Regions from separate parts of the Homo sapiens genome. Here region 1 is linked to region 2. The links are chromatin loops, found by intact Hi-C in ENCODE. Cell type or tissue: heart left ventricle. All regions are shown on one strand. Links, peaks and the distances in the headings refer to the core of each region. The heading gives the core; the rest is flanking DNA. Region 1 has its middle 10 kb from the start of MAP3K1. Region 2 has its middle 9.3 kb from the start of C5orf67.

Region 1 (6,367 bases), core at 1,647-4,146, 190 kb after region 2:
ACAGCATCCAAGGAATAAGGAAGAAATACAAGCGAAGAGGTCAAAAATCAGCTGAGTTAGCAGGGGCTACTCTAAACAGATGCTCAGCCTCTCAGGAGACTGACAGCTCCAGTATGCGATGGGCCAGGCAGTTTGGGAGCTGCCCCTTCCTTCTGCCAGACCAGATGATGATTAGCATCTGACACATGAATAGGAATAGCTGGGCCTGGGCCTGAAACTGCAGGGAGGGGCACTGGTCCCAGCCAACAAGCCTGCAAAGCAGTTGGAGAATAGAAAAATGCAAATGTCCTAGGTCTCCTCAGCCATTAATTCAGAATCTAAGTACTGGTATATAGTTAGCTGTTTCAGGAAGATAAAGAACTGCTTTTAGAAAAAGATAGCCATTTACAAATCAGCTTAGGATTGTTCTTATATTTCAGAAGCTTTTTATTTCCAATAACATTTCTATAGAATATCACCCCTGAACATGTTAATATTTGAACAAATTTTAAAAACCTAAATCTTCCTGGAATTAGGTTGTACTCATTTTGCCAATATCCTACTTCTAATGGAGGAGGTGAATCATTAAGACAAAATTTAGGGAACCTCTGAGATATCAAAATTGATTTAAAATAACATGAAAAATTGTATTTCCATGGTCTTACTTTGCCTAACCCAATGGTTTCTTCCCTTTAAACGAGTTGGCATCCCAATGTTTTCACATATACTAATGAGCTAACAACAATACTCATGGATTTTATACTAATCTATTTAGAAATAAAGAAGATAGCCTTGTGATTTTACCAGCATTTGAAGCACTCCTCAAAGAAAAATCATTCTTAGTTTATTTTGCCTCTCTCAGACTGGGATAGGATATGGCTTGCTCTGTAGCCCACGAAACAGAGTGAAGAGCTTCTGTCTCAGCTTCCACAGATTACCATGTTCTATTACAGTTGGCACAGCAGATTCTCTGCCCACTAAATCATCTGAAGCAACAGATGGATCCCACAATTGCCAATAAATATTTGTGAAGGGGGAGGCTTTCTGCAGAGATTTCCTGTGTTTTAGAGCTTTTGCTGCAATGATACTTTTAGTTTTTCATCTTAGAAATTATTTTTCTTTGTAATTTGAGATGGAAGTCAATGATGAGTATCGTCTTAGGATGTGCAGAGCAGTACTAAATTAAAACCAAAAACCAAGATTCTCTCATCTCATGTGTTGTTTTCAGTTTGTTTTTTGAGCTTAGCACCTCACATCTTCTTGGTCTACCTTTTACTTCTGCTCTGGCGGCAGCTCACTGTGGCCCCACAGCATCTCTCTCTAGCCCCACCCTGTTATGGCTCACTTCTGCCCCAGGTGAAGGTGCCAGTGGTAAGCCGATTGCCTTCTGCACAGGCACAAAGCTTGAAACGTGGAAGGGTAACACCTCCTGGCCCAGAGCTTGTCCACTGAAGACAGGAGCTGAAGGGTAAATGTTACCCTACCCTCTCCCATTTCTCCAGTGTATAATGTGAGGCACCTTCCACACAGCTCCCCAGATGGGCCCAGAGGGACTGAGCCCCAACCGTCCATGACGGTGGAAATCAACTGGATAAGGCCCCCCAGGCCTGGTTTTCACCTCCCTCACTCCTGTTTCCTCATCTCAGGATCTGCTTTCAAGGGACACAGATTAAACTCCTACCAATGGTGACTGTTTCTTTTGTCCTTAGCAAATACCAGACATTATCCACTTTTTAAAGTGTTTTCAGTCTGGCAGGAAATAAATGTCACCATTTTCATCTGCATGTGTGATTATTAGTAAGTGAAAGAGAAAACACTTTTAAAAATCACAAGTAAACCACAATAAAAAATCAGTAGTTTCTCCTAAGATAAAAACCAATACTTTGTTGCCTCTTCCCCCAACCCAGATGAAGGTATTACTTTCTGATTTTCACACGACAAATATGGTGCCAAGGAAACAACATACCAGAAGTCTTTTCCTACTACCTTATAGCTCTTGAAATGTTAAGACAGGACCAGGAAATGATGGGTATTATTTGAATTTGGGCCTTTGTCTATATGTGACGGACTTTCATAAACTGTTAGAGACGGACTAGATGTTAAATATCACCAAGTTGAGTATTCCGGCTTAGAAAAATGGAGACACTAAGACCCAGTGAAGAGAAGTAATGGAGAGACTTGCCACCTGTGACACAGACAAGGGTAGCCCTGGCCTGGAACTCCTGACTCTTTGGTGCTTTTCCTGCTAAGCCATGTTGTCCTTTCTTCAGAAATTGATCATTTGGCTTTCCCACAACATCCTCACTTGTGGTATCTTATAAGACCACATTTACTACTGAAATAAGAAATGTTATAATTTCACCATAAAGGCATCACAAAGAACGATTTTTTAAAGAAAAATATCCAGAGACATGATATCTTTGTAGGAAACATTATTATGGTGAGCTCCAGAGAGAGCTTTCTGAAGGGTCCCAAACTGCAATTTATTACTGGAATACTGGGATCCTAGTTCAAAGGTGACATAAAATATGAGGTCAGCATGAGTATCTAAAATACACAAGACAAAACTGAGAGTTGCTAACACAAAATCAAGACCAATAAATAGGCCAGGCACAGTGGCTCATTTCTGTAATCCCAGCACTTTGGGAGGCCGAGGCAGCAGATCACTTGAGATCAAGAGTTCAAGACCAGTTTGGCCAACATGGTGAAACCCCATCTCTGGGTGTGGTGGCGCATGCTTGTAATCCCAGCTACTTGGGGGGCTGAGGCATGAGAACAGCTTGAACCCAGGAAGCAGAGATTGCAGTGAGCCTTGCAAGATCCCACCACTGCATTCCAGCTTGGGTGACAGAGTGAGACTCCATCTCAAAAAAAAAAAAATCAATTAATAAAAAGTGTCAGAGATCTTAAATTTTTTAGAAGCCTATACCTACCAGCAGCATAAGGGAGCCTGGACATCTAGATCTCACAAGACTACCTTACAGAGTTAACTTCGTCTCTTTGGATATGTTAGAGATTTACCTTAAGTTTTCACATGTACAGTTTTTACTTATTATAATAAAACTATTTAAAATAATGAAAGTTAAAAGTTATTGAAGGTGATTCATATATTTAGGACAAGTGACTTTTAAATGCATAATTTAAACTCCTATTATGGTTAGTTAACCTATAATAACTCTGTTGAGTTTGTTTCAGCCATATATTATTTCAGCTAGAGAAGAGCTAATATTTGCAAGGAATCTACTAAATTCTATGCATTTTAGAGAATTTCAACTTTATTTATTGCTATCCCCTGTCCTACTTTGAGTTCCTCCAAAAGGGGACCTTCAGATGGGATTCCAATTCAAATAGTTGACTCAGGAGGTGAAGGAAACACTGCATGGGAGTGGGAAAGTGAGACAGAGAAGGCAGCCAGTAAAGGTGTTTTTCCAAACTGGCTACTACTGTGGGCAACTACAGCCTAACCCTGCTGGAAAATAAAATCCAGAAGCCTTTGTAGAACATACCCGAGTTGTCCTACCCAAAGGGCAAGAGAGGTAGTATGTTGGTCAGTTTTTAGCAGCCAGCTCTGGAAGAAGATGGGAGAGCTCTGATTTGTAACATTTGCCAGTTTCTGTAGTGTAAATGCTCCCACCATGGCCAATTTCAAGCACCAATGTGACATCGTTGAACTTAGAGTTTGGAAGAGGGATGCACTCTAGGCTCTCAAGTTGATGGAAGCCACCTCCAGCACACCATCTGCAACTTGCATCATTGGCTAAGGACTGCTTAGGATTACGAGCAGAGCCCACTTCTAGCCGGCCATATACTCAGCAAATTGAGTGTCGCAAGCCAGACAGATACAGGTGCTGCCGTGGAAATCTGGCTTATGTGCACCAAGGTAGTGGTAAGGTGAAAGGAAAAGGGCAAGGCCCCAACAGTGACTACTACATCCCCGTATTAATGATGACTAAAGTGTGTACGGCTTGCCAAAAGTCACACAATCATGGAGGAGCTGAGATTCAAACACAGGCCTGGCTGATAGCAAAGCCTTCTAGTCTGTGTCATGCTGTTCCTCCTATAGAAAGCTGTACATCTCACAATGCCTTAGTGAACAAATAAAACTGTATTGTGTTACTTAGGGTCAATTATTCTGCTCTAACAAGTAGATCTAAATAGGCAATGGCTTAAGACAAAGGAATTATATTTGTGGGTGGGAACTCGAATTATCTAGGGGACTGTCCTCCATCCAGTCATTCAGGGACCCTTTCACTCTGTTTCTCTGCCATCCTCTGGGCCATGATAGTCATCTGTATTCAGCTGTGCCATTTCTTGAAATCTATGGCTCACATGCTGTTGATGAGAACTAGTCACATGGCCATATGTAGCTGCAAGGCAGGCTGGAAAACTTAGCCACTGGCTAGGCAAGTGCTTCCCCACTACAGCTGCATGGCAATGGCTGGGGATAAGGACTTTGGTTGACAGCTAACCATCTCTATCACAGTTTCCCATAGAGTCTTTAGGATATTATTGTTTTCCATTTCTTTGTATAATGAATTTTAATATCTATAGTAATTCAAAGGTAAATTTTTATGTCTAGTTTATGAAGATTTTTCAAAAATAAAATTTGAAACAGCTTGCTACTTTGAGTTACAAAAATAATGCAGAGTGTAGTATCCCTTTCTCTATTCAAAGGGGTATGTACTGGTGAAGACCTTCATGGTAATATTTTCACTTGAGAAGCTTAAGGCATTAGAGAACGAAAGCTGTATTGAAGCAAGAACACTGAAAGAACTCATAAATAGGTTTCTCACTAAGAAAATAGCAGCTAACCATAGAAAAACAACAAAGATATTTTACATATATTATGTTATCATGATGGATACACATTGCAGCTTTGAGGTTAAAAGAATGGGCTGTGGGCCCAGAATATCTAAGTTCAAATCTCACCCCTACTGACTCTGAATAGTCTTGGTTAAGTTACTTAACCTCTCTGCTTCAGTTTCTTCACCTGGAAAATGGCGATGGCGACAGTGCCTACCTCACAGGGTTATTGTGTTGATTAAATAAGTTAATATACATGAGGCACTTATCACTGTAATGGCACATAGTAATGTTTAATATGTTTATATTTAATGATAATTTTAAACACCTTTTGTTCTCCAGAAACTTCCCAGGATCCTCTTCCCCAAACCTTTCAGGTTTGTTTTGTGTTGCAGGTGGTACACACACCTAGAGACATTTTGCTTTCCTTTTATGGGCTTCTATCCTAATATTCAATGCCTTTCAATTGTATGACCCCCAGCTCCACCCTGACCACAGTCTACTCCTCAAGGGTCCACCTCTTCCCTCACTCTACCAACAATCCCTTCCCCTCACAGAGGCCCCTGAAGTGCACTTTTAAGACCTGAGTTTACTACCCCTCATTTTCCTTAAACTTTCCTGAGTCTTCGTTGCAAAACTTTCTGCTTCTTTTCTGCCATTCTATTTTTCTGCCTTTTAGATTCCCAGTTTCCCTGATCCCCTATTCCCGCCAATTGCCCCCAGTAAGAGACTCAGAATATAAATAGAGATAAATTCTTATCTTTTTCTAAAATGAATGCACAATTGAATTCGCAGATGAGGTAGTTTTATTTCAAGGAAGGGGAACTCCCTGTTAGGGAGGGAGTGTTGTGATTAAAGGTCAAATCCTAAGAACTCTTAGACAGTTGGTGTTTCGTAACCATCTAAATCAACTCCTGTTCACTGAGCATCTACTGCATGCAAGGCACCGAGGTAGGGACCCTGTGGAGGTGAGATGATGAAAACGAAATGGTCTCTGCTCCAGGGTCTCATAGGAATTGGAAAATGTGCACACAGACACAAGTGGCTCCAATGCAAGGCAGGCTTTGTAAATATCCAGAGGAAAAGGGCATTGTCTTGTTTTCTCTGCTCCCAGCACCTCTTATGCCTCCCAGAAAAGGGCCTGCCCCTTAGCAGGTGCTTAGCAGTACCTCCCTCGGACCTGGGCAGGAGACTACCCCTGGCCCTGTGTTTTAGAGTACATGATGTGTCACAAATTTGGAAATAGAAATAGACTCAAGAACACACAGCTGCCCTGATCACTGGGATCTAGTGCACAGTGGTGGCTGGGCAAACATCTGCTCTGGCGATCAACACTAGTGAGCCCCAGGGAAGCGCAGCTTCACATGCCTTGCCCCAGGGCCTTCAAATGTCAAAAAGTTTTGTGGATGTTGATGCTGCCACTGATGTTGGAAACAACACCACTTTGAACACAGGGAGGACCTCACAGGTAGAAGTGTTCAGTAAGAGAAGAGAGAAATCCGCTAACTTGTCAAATATATGGGCACAATATATGGGCAATATTAACAACATTTGCACACGAACACTAAGGAATATTTTGCAGTAT
Region 2 (6,367 bases), core at 1,287-3,786:
AACAAAAAAACAACAACAACAAAAAAACAACAAACTGACCCAAAATGGATTAGGAAACCTACTTTGGATCCCTTCTTCTCCATCAAGGGTCTCCATCCAGGTCAACTCAGGGCTTGATTTGTAACCAGAAAATGCTACAAGAGCCTCGAGATTTTCTCCAAAGGAGTCATCCCTGAGATGCTCATTAATCACTGAAAACAAGTAGTTGTTTCATGCCAAGGCTGGGAGCAATCTGTTCCTAAGCAGTCCTCTCATCTCTCTGATCTTCCAGGAAAGAGCGTAGCAATGGTCCATCCTTTGGGGATGCAAGCCCTGTCCCATTCACAGTTTGAGGGAATTGCTGCCTACTTCTATGCCTCCAAGCACAGCTGTCTATTCCTCCCCTTCCAGAATTATGCCACAATATCTCCCCTCTGTGAGCCCTTAGGGACACATCTGGACTCTTCGTCCAGGGTTTGCACCTGGAGGAATAGTCTGTGTAGCAAATTCTGCCATGTTCCACCCAGATCTGTGTGTTAGTCCCTCAGCTTTGCATCCTTCTGCTAAGGGATGGGAGTTCACCTGAAATCACACCACTGCTTGGTTTCCCTTCTTACTTGCTTGCTTCCCCACTTCCTTCCTGGTTTCTTCTTAGAACACTTTACTACTAAATAACTTGTATACTGGGTGTGATTCTAGCAACCCAACCTAAAACAAGTTGTTAGACCTACTCAGCTTTACCACACTGGCTCACCTTCTGATTTTGTGCTATAAAACTAACTGGTCTCTAAGCAGCACTCAAAGAGGACAAGAATGCAGGTCTCAGGCATGAGTAGCTGGAATATAATCTCCGCATAAGGCACCCCAAATCTCAAAATACTACACCTTTCAAGCGGTGACTTCTTAAGCACTCTTTATAAATATAAGGACATTAGTCGCAAACAAACATTTATTCAAATTTGTTTTTACTCTTCCCCTTTGTTTTTCAATCTATTTTGACTGCCATTCTCCTCTAGTATCTGAAGAGACTGAATAAACAGTCCACTTGAAAGCAGGCATACTGAATATCTATTGAAAGTTAAGAGACCATACAGGTAAGAGTCAAAATATGCCTAAAATGAAACTCTTAGTGAAATGCAATACCTATTTCTTTATATGGAATGGTGTAAAGCTAAGTTGATTGAATCATATAATAAAGTAATAGTCAACAGAAAAATCAATAGAGGTACATTATGCACCCATTTAAAGGACTTTAGCCTATAAAAAAGACCTATACCACAGAACTTTTAGTTATGAAACAGACAGAGAGACAGCAGCTCCTTAGAAATCTACAAGTGGAGGCTCTAATTCCTGGAGGGGTTGCACCAATTTGGATGCAACTGCTTCTTCCCCATTTGGAGCACACTGATGAGCCACAAAGAACCCAGTAGGCTCCCTCTTGATCGCCTAGGACAGTCAGCCATGATTGTCTTCTCACTTTGCACAAAGGGCAGTGTGGCAACTGGCCACTTTATAGGGAGAAACATGGTGACAGCCTCTCACAGTTCTCCATTTAGTCTGAGCCTCCTTCTCCCAAGCTGCTCACCACTACGAGCCCACATCAGTAAATACCCAAATTTACTTTTATTGGCCCCTTCTCTGCACCACCTGGATTAGAAATAGTGGTCAGGCAAGTTTTGAGAAAGACTTCAGTTCCAAGAGTTGAAACCATGGGGAAAGGTTTTACATATATTTTCATCTACTGGGAGAAGCATCAGCTGAAGAAGATTGAGAGGCAAAACTGCTCAGAAGGTGCTAGAGACAGACTGCCAGTTTAAATCCTACACCTGCAACAGGACATCCTGGGTCAAAGTTCTTCAACTCTACATGCCTCCTTTTCCTCCTTTGTCAAATTAGGATGATAATATTTACCTCAAAGGGTTGCTGGGAGGATTAAAAGAGTTAATACTTTTAAAAGTGCTTAGATGAGCACCTAACACATAGTAAACACTCACTAAATATAACCCCTGGCTGTTGTTTCAATCGCTGTTATTTGTGTCTTCCTATTCTTCTTCACCATCATCATCATTATCACCACCTTTCCCTAAGAAAATTTACAAACTTGAAGCAATGTTTATTTAATTCAAAATAAAGGCCCCATAAGCTTCACACAGGAGCACACTCCATGTCTGTAGGAACTCTCATCACTCCTGGGTTCTCCCTATATATTTGCATCTCTTACTGGCCAGAAGACCTAGCTCTGGTATATATAACTGAATTAGTCAATGGAATGCGACTATGGCTGCCATTTTTTTTTACAAGCCTATTTGTATTTGTCCCATTTCCCAACCTTGAGACCTCAAGATGTCAGGAAAAAAGACTAAACTTGGAGTCAGAGCCTTGGTTCCTAATCTTGGCTCCCACTAGTTGTATGACAAAGAGCAAGTCACTTAACCTCTTTGCACTTCAATTTCCTCACCTGCAAAGGACAGAAATTGGGTAATTAACATCTGCCTTTCATTACCTCCCAGAACTGTAGTAAATCTCAAATAAGATATGGTATGTGAAAGTGAACTCCCCCATGCAGTTTCAGTGCCCCATTCACTCATTCATTCTTGTCTCTCTAAACATACTTTGTGTAGACAAAGCTCATTTACTTCCATTTTTAATTCCAGTGTCAAAAGAGTACAACATACCTTCCAAAGGGCATAAGAGCATTCCATTCTTAACACAAATGGCTGCCTCCTCTTTTCTTCCCTTGGGTTTCAAAGCTGTAATGTGAGTACACAGCCACTTTTAAATTCTTTCCTATTTTCCACTCTCTCTAATTACATGATATCATGGACTAAAAGATAGATCATGAGATCTTCATGTTGCTACAACTTACAAGTGATGCAAAATATCATTAGCAAACTGCATCTGAAACTGAGAGCACTTCACCCATAAGGATCCCAAGAAGAAACAGCCCACTCTAATGACAGAGTAAAAGCAAAGGCTGAGTGCGGAGCTTAAGGAATACATTGGGACCAACCTGTAGATATTTCAAAAGCACTAATTATTGGTACAGCTGGCACAGGAAGACTAAACCAACTGCACTTATCTGTAATGATTTTTTTTTTAATGCTACCAACGCATTTCACACGTGCTAAAAACTCCAGGCTAAATTGGTTGCAAGACATAAGACCATCAGGGCATTCAAAGAAATAGTCTCTGCAATTATCACTAATTAATCAGCCCTAACAGTTGGAAGCCAGTTGGAGAGGTTTACGCTTGAATGTAAATGAGGAAGGAAGGACCTGCTGGAATGAGATGGTGTGGCATATTTGTTTTGTTTTGACTTCTTTCCAGACATATTTCAGTTTACATAAATATTTGAAGGTTGGATCAGACAGGATTTACAGCACAATGGTATCAGGAATGTCTTTATAAAAACTTTGATATGGTCTAAATTAGGTTTCAAGAAGGAAGGGCAGCCGTGGGAGCAGGAGCCTTTTTCAGTATTTAACTTTATGTCCTGACCAGTGCCTAACACCACTTCATAAATCACAGGTACCTTGGACTTAGAATGCACAAGCCCTGTTTCCATGGCCTCGATTTCAGCAGGGACAGATACTGCCTGGAGAGAGAGCTTGCCAACCTTCTGTTTTAAGCACTGCATGTGTGACCTTTGGTTGACCTTAGGTTCTGGGATTTGAGGGTTAAAGTTGTCTTTTGGCACTGGAGCCTGATTTTTTTTTTTTCTCCAAAAGTGTTTAGAGAAATAAGAGAGCGCCCCACCCTCTGCAGCAGGGCAAGCTGTTTCCTGTAGAAGCAAGAGTTAGTGGCTATCCCAGTTATTCCTTGTAAAAAATACTTCTTCAGGAGAAAAACTCTTTCTCAAGGGGTCTGTTTCTGTTTCTCTTTCAATGCCTAACTCTCCAAGGAGTTTACTTAGAATTAGCATGGTCTTTGCATAAAGGCGGACAAAGCAAAGGCGATGCTGTTTGTTTTCAAGGTGAGAATTAGACCAAAACAAGAATCTGACAGGTTGAACCAAATGAAAAGCCCTCACTTCTCTGAACATGAATTTTCTTTGCACAGATTGTTTTTTCCTGAAGGCAGATCACTGAGGGGCAGGTGGATTATAGGAACCTAAACTACATAATCGTCTCTAATAAATGAACATTTTTACCGCACCAACGGTTGATTAGGGATATACCACGAAACATACTAGCCTATTTCTGAGTGAAGCAGGAAAGCTTTCATAGAGAGGTTTTATTGTTTACATTCAATGAAAGGAAAAGTCTGACTTGAAGTAGTCAGATATAATCTCTCTCTGAATTAAAAGGGTTCTATTGTACTAAGATGCTGGTGCTGTTAGCAAAGGTGAATCCAGGATTTTTGCCCAGGCACAGAATGCCTTTATACAAGCGAGCTATACATGTGGCCACAAACAGACAAACTTGCCTGGTTATTGGCAGCCATTCTCAGTGTAAGAAGAGTTTATTTTCCTTTAGGAGCCCACAGTTGAACAATGTTCTGGTGCCCTAGCTGTTTCATAACTTTCCATGTAATTAAGCAGTTGGCATGACCTTCTGTAGCAAGATAATAATAGGAATTAGCAAAGGCGGGGCTTGTACACAAGGACACTTTGGACTACTCAAGCTCACAAATAAAAGCTTTCAAATAAATGCAAAACTGTCTTTCAAATTCAAAGAGCTTTCCTAGTGAAGTGACACTCCCCCAACACACACACACACAAACACACACACACACACACACACACACTGCAAGCAAACATGACAAAATTTCCTGTAACTTGAGAACTGCAAGGGACAATTCAAAAAGGTGGGAGGAAGCAGACCTGGTCATCATTTTTCAAAAGCCACCTTCACTGTCTAGATGAACTTAAGGATGAATATCAAAGCTAGTCATTTGAAAAAAGAAAAAAAAGTCACTACAGATTTCTAGGAGTAAGCTGGTTTTGAAAAAGAAATTATGATTTAAAGAAAAATAATAAAACCATGAGCAGAGCAGAGCACAAATTACACGGCCACTGAACACCAAGTGGTTTCAAACCAAGATCCAGTAGAACAGATGTGCACCTTTCCTGGGACAGAAATCTGAGCACTTTTGTCCAGGATAGTTCAATAAGCAGGCAACAGATATGTGGGTGTGGTAGATAGCTTCCAAAGATGGCTGCCATCAATGCCTGCACTTCCTAGACACATGGGCTGCTTCCCCCATCAAGATGGGAATCTAATTCCATCTGGAAATCTGAGCTATCCTTGGCGCCTAGCTGGACAACAAATATGGCAGAAATGGGGCTGCATAACTTTTGAGGCTAGTTACTAGGGCTGTGCAGTTTCCCCCGGATCTGTTGGAATACTCACTGTTAGGATGGACCCAGCATCTCACTGTGAGAAGCTCAAAACTCATGAGAAGCCACACATAGGCACTCTGGTCAACAGCCTCATCTGGGCTGTCAACCATCGGCCATCAGGAGCTGCTGACCATGCCAGTCAGCCATATTGGTTGTGCAGCCCCAGCCAACACCTGCCTGCAACTTCATGAAAGATGCCAAGCAAGAATTGTCCAGCTGAGGCCCATTAATTCACAGAACCACGAGACATAATAAATTTGTGCATATATATGAAGTGGGTATGAAATTACTTTGCTCATTTTTTCCTTATTGACTTATAAGAGCTTTTTGTAAGTGAGGGATAGTAACTCTTTGCCTAACATTTTAATACTGTTACCAAATGAAAGGTCTTGACTGTAAGTTGTCCAGGTTTTTGGCTTGTTGAACAGAGTTGAACAAAACACACAAACAAAGCAACAAAAGAAAAAAGTAACAAAAGCACAGATTTATTGAAGCAAAAGTACACTCCACAGAGTGTGAGCAGGCTCTAGCAAGCGGCTCAAGAGCCACCCCCACCCCATTGCAATGTTCTTTAGGGTTTTTATTAAGCTAAAACAAAAAACTTGGTAACACCCGTAGGTGCCCTTTACAGGCCTCCAATTGGTTACACCCTATGAAGGATTGCCCTACGACCAGTCCGAGGCTGAAGTGGAGACTTCTGTCTTGTTGTCACAGGAGTGAATATGTGGCCTGTTTACTGCCTAATCTTGCCTAGAACTGGCTGCACCTGCTGTTCCCTTGCTTATGCCTTAACCCCTGGTTACCCTAATTCCCTATTCTTCTATCTCAATACCATACATTTTCTCAATTTTGCCATTTGCCTTTTCTCTGGTTATAGAATTATTGTGTTTTTGTGTCTGATGTAGTCAATTATTCAATTATTTGCTGCTATGGCTTTTGCTTTCATAGGCCTGCCCCATATCAAATTGAAATCCATTTCTCTGATTATTTATGTGTGAATTTAACATATGTTTATTGAACACCTACTCTGTGCCAGGCACTCTCCAC

The links. Peaks named below come from ENCODE experiments on the same cell type or tissue, not always from the same donor. Only the 100,000 strongest peaks of a DNase experiment are listed, where the experiment ranks them.
Region 1: it touches region 2 in a loop (2.3-fold over the local background); 9 of 110 quality-filtered maps call a loop at or near these places.

Annotation. Positions count from the first base shown.
Region 1 is chr5:56,802,252-56,808,618 of GRCh38, forward strand. No RefSeq gene overlaps it. Among named protein-coding and RNA genes, the nearest start is that of MAP3K1, 10 kb to the right of the region's middle. In heart left ventricle, for the core only: no CTCF peak of the experiment used is centred there; no DNase peak of the experiment used is centred there.
Region 2 is chr5:56,612,355-56,618,721 of GRCh38, forward strand. No RefSeq gene overlaps it. Among named protein-coding and RNA genes, the nearest start is that of C5orf67, 9.3 kb to the left of the region's middle. In heart left ventricle, for the core only: no CTCF peak of the experiment used is centred there; no DNase peak of the experiment used is centred there; H3K27ac peaks cover 572 bases.